Linked DNA regions of Homo sapiens: region 2 is linked to region 1. A link is a contact called in ENCODE Hi-C or POLR2A ChIA-PET data. All regions are on one chromosome and are shown on one strand. The core of a region is the stretch at or near the end of the contact, and the rest is flanking DNA. Distances in the headings are between cores, read along the strand shown.

Region 1 (2,855 bases), core at 104-2,603:
GAAGTAAAGGGGAGCTTCCGGCCTGACCCTTCTATCATCATCAACCCCCCAGCACTCCCCTCCCCCACTTCACCCCCAAATTACTCCCTCCCCACCCCCGCTCCCTCGAGCACAGATGGGCCTGGGAGACAGTGACGTGGGCGCCAGGCACCGTGTCTGCTGGAGTGGCGGCTTCCGCTGGCGACCGCCTCCGCAGCCCCGCCTGCTCCCTGCATCGGGGACACTGGGGCTGAGATCTAATGACTTAATGGGGGGTGGGGGAGACTAGAGATTCTGAGGGTGTTAAGGAAGGGGATCTTGGGGAGTGAGATGAAAGATGAAAGGGGAGAGCTAGGATAGGAGATCGGGGTGTAAAGAAAGAACCAAGAATAAGACAAAAGGGATCACTGCGGGAAGGAAGACAGGAGATCATCTAGGGCCAAGAAGGAAAGGGCTAAAACACAGGCACTCCAGGGGGAAGCAGGATGAGAGACTGATTAGAAGAGGGACTGAAATGGAGACCGCGGGGTCGCTGAAGAGGGGCGCGAGGATGAGGGGCTGTACAGAGGGTGGGCGGGGGAGATTCCTGGAGGCACCGGCCTGGGCAGAGCCATCCGTTTCCCTCGGGGGAGAGGTCCGGGGGGCTCTGAAACCCGGCATCCGTGGGGTCTGTTAGAGATTCCGTTAGGTCACATCAGGCCACCGCGGGGTCAGGATAAGGTAAAGCTAAATGAGGTCAGCTTGAGGTGGTTACACCGTTGGCTGAAAGGCGAGTAAGAAGTGCTGACCTTTTGGCCCCGGTCCAGGGACTACACCTCCCAGAGTGCACTGTTCTCTCCCTCTTGCCCCCCAATGAAGAAAGGAAAGAATGCACGGCCGCACGGCCAACTGGTGGGTACAGTTTTCCTTTAAGGCTGCCTTTGACGTCGCAAGGGTTCCAGAAGGTTCTCCTGGGATTCGAGCAGTGGCCAGTACGTCCCACCTTCTCAACCCGGAGATTGGACTAATATAGTTTGCCCCCGGGCTCGGGTCTGAGTCTCAGGCACGAACCAATAAAATCAAAGGGCGAGCGAGGTTGCCGCCCTCTGTCTTTTTCACCAATGGCACGACAAGATGGCAAAGAGGCGTGGTTGAGTGATCCCAGAGGGCGCCAATCAGATCCACACCAATCACTGCCTGGAATGTGTGCGCGTGTGGCCGGGTGACAGGGGCGGAGGATGGGCGGCTATCACCAAGCCGCTTGTTGAAAACTGCCCAATCACAGTGGAGGCTGAGCTGAGTGACAGGAAGACGGTTCAATGGGCGGCGCGGAGGCGGAGCCGTGGGGGCGGGCTCCCGGTCCCGCTATCGGCGGCCGGCGGGCAGGCGACTCCTGTCCCGGGTGGAGGCGGCGGAGCCGGAGCCGGGGGAGGGGGCAGCGGCTGTCTCACGGACCACGGCGGCGCCCGCAGCTCCTCACCGGTGAGGGCGCCAAGCCAGGACTCGGGGGTCCCGGGAGCGGGGCGTCGTGAAGCCAGGGCTCCTGGTGTTGGGGGGTTGGGACACTGAGGGCCCGTAGGCTCTGCTGCCTTGGGGATGCGGGGCCCCGGGGTCTGCAGGGTGCTCGGAGTCCTAGACCAGGGCTTGGCTGTCACAGGGGGCAGCCAGCGTCTGAGTCGGGGAGGGGAGGGGAGGGGAGGGTCGAGTCGGACCGGACCAGATTGGGTTCTGTGGGGCGGAGGCATCTGTGAGCAGACCAGCCAGCCAGCGCGGGTGACATCACCGACCACCCTCCCCCGCCCGAGCCCCCTCCCCTCCTCTCCTCGCCGCGCCTTTTGTCCCGGCCGAGCTCCGCTCTGCCCCGCCCATCTGCGAGGGAGGAGACTCCCGTCAGTGACTTCATTGAGTAGGTTCTTGGGGATTGGGGTCGGGTCCTCCCCAGTGAGAGGCGACAGGAGCTCACTGCCTCTCGGGCCCTCACAATCACACCTGTCACAGGTATACACGCTGCCACTCACAAACACACGCTTGCACTCCCAGCCTCACTGACACGCTGCCATACAGCCGCTCACAGCCAGCCAGACACTGCTGCACCTGAGAGCAGGTGGCCGCGGGTCTTCTCCCTTCACTCTCCACATTTGGGGATCAGGTCCGGCACCTGCTGCGCCAGACAGGCCTTGCTGGGCACGCGCCTCTGAGAGTCCAAGGAGGTGGCTTCCAGAGCTGCAGCACTTCAGGCCGGCTCCGGTGGAGCGATCAGAGGTGAGGGGCTTGGCTGGGCATGTTTAAGCGCACAGTGCTCTCCTGCCCACCCCCAGCAGCACCCCCACTGCAGGCCCGAGGAGCTTTCCGGAGCTTCCCACACTCCTGGGGAGAAGACTTCTTAGCCAGCTTGATGTTTAAAATTCAGCTGGAGCCCTTAAAACTTCGAGCGTGGACGCTGAATGGGTTTGTAAAGTTTCGGTAAGTCCCTCCGGAGAAGGGCACTCACACCCATACCCAGTCAAACCCTCCACGCGGCCATCCCCTCCATTGCCTTCCTGCTTCCTCCAACTCATCCTCATCCCCTCTGTGACATACAGGAACCCCCCTCCGGCCTCACCCACATATTTGAATGAATTGCACCCCTTATCATTCCTTTTCTCAAACCCTTCAGGTATCCATTTTCCACAGACATTTCCTCCATTATTTCAACTCTCCACATTCCTCCCTTTCAACCCATCATTAACCCATTTTCCACCTCAGCCATTTCCATCTGTCACTCATCCCCCTCCATCAGTACCTCATTTTCTGTATCAGCCATCTCCCCTCCCTGTACCTCAACAGTCCCCCTCGCCATTTTCTCCCCATTTTTCCTTCCTGCCTCTACCTTAACATCCTCCTCATTCTTCTCCATC
Region 2 (2,855 bases), core at 168-2,667, 1.4 Mb after region 1:
ATGTATTGATTTATGACTTTGTAACTCCTGCCTCCCTAAAACTGTAATTCGACTGTAGTGGGTACATTTCCTTGGGACCTCCTGAGACTGTTTCCCAGACCATGGTCACTCATATTGTCTCAGAATAAACCTCTTTAAAATGTTTTCACAGAGTTGGGTCTTTCCATTAATACCTATGCCAGTAGTTCTCAAACCTTCATGCTTCAGAAACACCAGATTGCTTGCTGGCCTCACTCCCCCGTCTCTAATTCAGAAAGTCTGGACCAGAGGTCCATGAACTGTCATCTCTACTATTATCCCAGGTGATGATGCTTGGATAATTTAGATTTTGAATTATCAGGCAGAGAAGTTCTTTCCCTCCTCTCCTTGTTGATTCTAGGCCAGTGGACCAACTTTTCAAAGTACCAAGTGTTGACAATTTAAAATTCATAAGATGTTGATTCAAATCTGGTACAAGTACTGTCTCTATTATTTAATAATATAGAACGTTGTACAGACATTACAGTATAGAACACTGCTACAGATTTAGGGATCAAGGGAGGTCAAAGAGGTCATAATGGGAGGAAGGAAGGAAAGGCAGGTTTTATGCTTAGCATTAAATCTGATAAAAATGAGTCTAGGAGTACACCTCTATTAACACCAAACCATTTTTATTACCAAAACATCAACAGAAGTGAAATGAACCTGAGGCAGGCATAAGAATGCATTCCATAATTCCAGATGAACAAGTCAGAAGTCATTAAAGGCTAAAGAAAAACAATTTTATATGTAATATATATCTTGGGTTTATATATATATCAGCAAGTCTTAGAGATAATAGGAGATGCTGAGCCAGACAAACTTTTCCCAAAACAGAAACAGGTTTCAAGTTCTACTCAGTGACTACAACATGCCTCTAATGGCAACCACTAGTGAGCCCTAAGGACTTCCTTCCCAAAGCAGCAAAGAGGCAACTTGTGTGGGGAAATGGAATTTCTCAAGAACCTGGTCCTCTTTCTAATCAGTCAGGACTACTCTTCACCTTAGATTTACAAATAAGCACAGCATGAGTTAAGAATCTTCAATTCTCCTTTAAACTCCCAGACTTTCTCTACTTGCCTTAATTACCTTTAACAAAAATGAAGTTTCTTATTCCACAATTAAGGAAAAACAGTTAAATGCAAAGGGCCCAGGAAGAGCAAACTCTCACTAAATTTTATTCATTTTAAATAAATGTGAAAACACTTAGAAATCAACACTCTATATAAGCAACTTGTTACTAAAAAATAAGACAAGATCCTTTTTTGTTTTGCAGAAGATGGATATAAGCTGGGGAAAGCAGAAAATTAAGAATTTTATATTTGGATCACACAATAGTTTACAAAATGACTTCTAACATTACCTCATTTTATTCTCCACAAGCTGAGGTTTTCATTTTTAAACTATGTCCAGATAATACGTAAAATGTGGTTTTTTGGTTGCTGAGACAGAGTCTCGCTCTGCTGCCAGGCTGGAGTGCAGTGGCGCGATCTCAGCTCACTGCAACCTCCGCCTCCTGGGTTTAGGCGATTCTCCTGCCTCAGTCTACCAAGTAGCTGGGACTACAGGCGCGCACCAGCCAATTTTTGTATTTTTAGTAGAGATGTATTTCACCATGTTGGCCAAGACAGTCTTTATTTCTTGACCTCATGATCCGCCCACTTCAGCCTCCCAAAGTGCTGGGATTATAAGCATGAGCCACCACGGCCGGCCTAAATGTGTTTCTATTAGTGAAACTGAAACTTTTTAAGGCAGTTCAGTGAACATGCTGCCCTTGAACTACATAATGTACACAGTCTCATTTCACATAGGACTTTCATTTGATGTATAATTCTTATACTCCTCAGATCACAATTTTGCAATGAAATTCTGTCTCTCAACCAGACAACTAATATATTCTCCTGAAATGTTATTTTACTTGCAGATATAGAAGAGGCTCTGAATGTTGTTTTCAAAAGTTACCATGTTGTTTTCAAAAGTTACCATAAACATGCAGAAACAAAAAAATTTTGCTCTTTGATACGTGCCAAGTTTTTTTTTTTTTAAACCGAAGCCCAAAGAAAATAACAGTTTGATATGCAGTGGCTGCTCAGAAAGGCACTCTAGTAGTATAACGTATTGCAATCACACCATGATGAATAGTAAAATACGGTATTTTCCTATCATTGGCTATAACTGCTAGTCCACCAAAACACAGGAACTATAAATAAAGTGGTTTCCTAAGTCTAAGGAGGCCTGCATGGCTAGTATTTGAGTAACAGACTAGTGATGTTATATACTATATTTTTCACAGTTCCTAATTACACAAAACATCACTGGTTCACAAAAACTAATTTAGCTTGATGCTACAATTGTAAGTATCACTATATTTCTACCAGAATACTAGATTCTACTCATGTATCTGTAACTATAATAATTTTAAGCTATAATTATAGATAAGAGACTAAAACAAAAAATCTAAAGTATAAACATGAAACCAGTGAAAATAGGAAAGATACTAAAACAACCTGAAATCAAGAGATCCTTTGAGAGATACCCCGCCTGGAGGTGTTCTGTAAACAGCTGAAGCTCAGAGGGTAGGAATATAAATTTAGGAGTGTTGATATACAGATCATCATTCATGAAGCTGCAGACATAGACAAAATTGCCCCTCAAAAGTTTATGTAATGAAAACAAGGCCCAATACGGAAACCTAAGAAACACCAACATTTAATGCTGGGTACTTGATTAGCAGGAGGGTGGAGTGTGATGGAAGCCAGGCGAAGGAGGTTTCAAGGATGCAGGATGAAGGGCTGAAAAATATCCACCAGATGTATTAGGTGAGTGCAAAAATAACT

Evidence for each region. Hi-C counts contacts between places; a loop is a spot of excess contacts on that map. ChIA-PET counts read pairs that join two places held with the same protein, here RNA polymerase II (POLR2A). Pooled maps may share reads with other maps.
Region 2: a pooled map of psoas muscle shows a loop between it and region 1 (5-fold over the local background). The contact joins the enhancer-like site here to the promoter of DNAJB5 in region 1. A Hi-C loop is called at or near these places in 2 of 50 pooled maps. POLR2A ChIA-PET finds 5 or more read pairs at or near these places in 2 of 52 experiments (HEK293 and activated naive CD8-positive, alpha-beta T cell).

Annotation. Positions count from the first base shown.
Region 1 is chr9:34,988,392-34,991,246 of GRCh38, forward strand. It overlaps DNAJB5 (DnaJ heat shock protein family (Hsp40) member B5), which reads left to right and starts at 1,354. Exons shown (of 5, transcript NM_001349723.3): 1 at 1,354-1,440; 2 at 2,108-2,421. The coding sequence starts at 2,240. DNAJB5-DT (DNAJB5 divergent transcript) reads right to left here and starts at 988. Exons shown (of 2, transcript NR_109756.1): 1 at 768-988. RefSeq lists enhancers at 775-984, 1,539-2,468, 2,469-2,855 and silencers at 1,095-1,594, 1,109-1,257.
Region 2 is chr9:36,381,759-36,384,613 of GRCh38, forward strand. All of the region lies in intron 2 of RNF38 (ring finger protein 38), which reads right to left. Among named protein-coding and RNA genes, the nearest start is that of RNF38, 17 kb to the right of the region's middle. Within about 2 kb of position 1,418, at least 3 of the 41 ENCODE cell types and tissues checked have a DNase peak (open chromatin) inside an H3K27ac peak, as active enhancers do.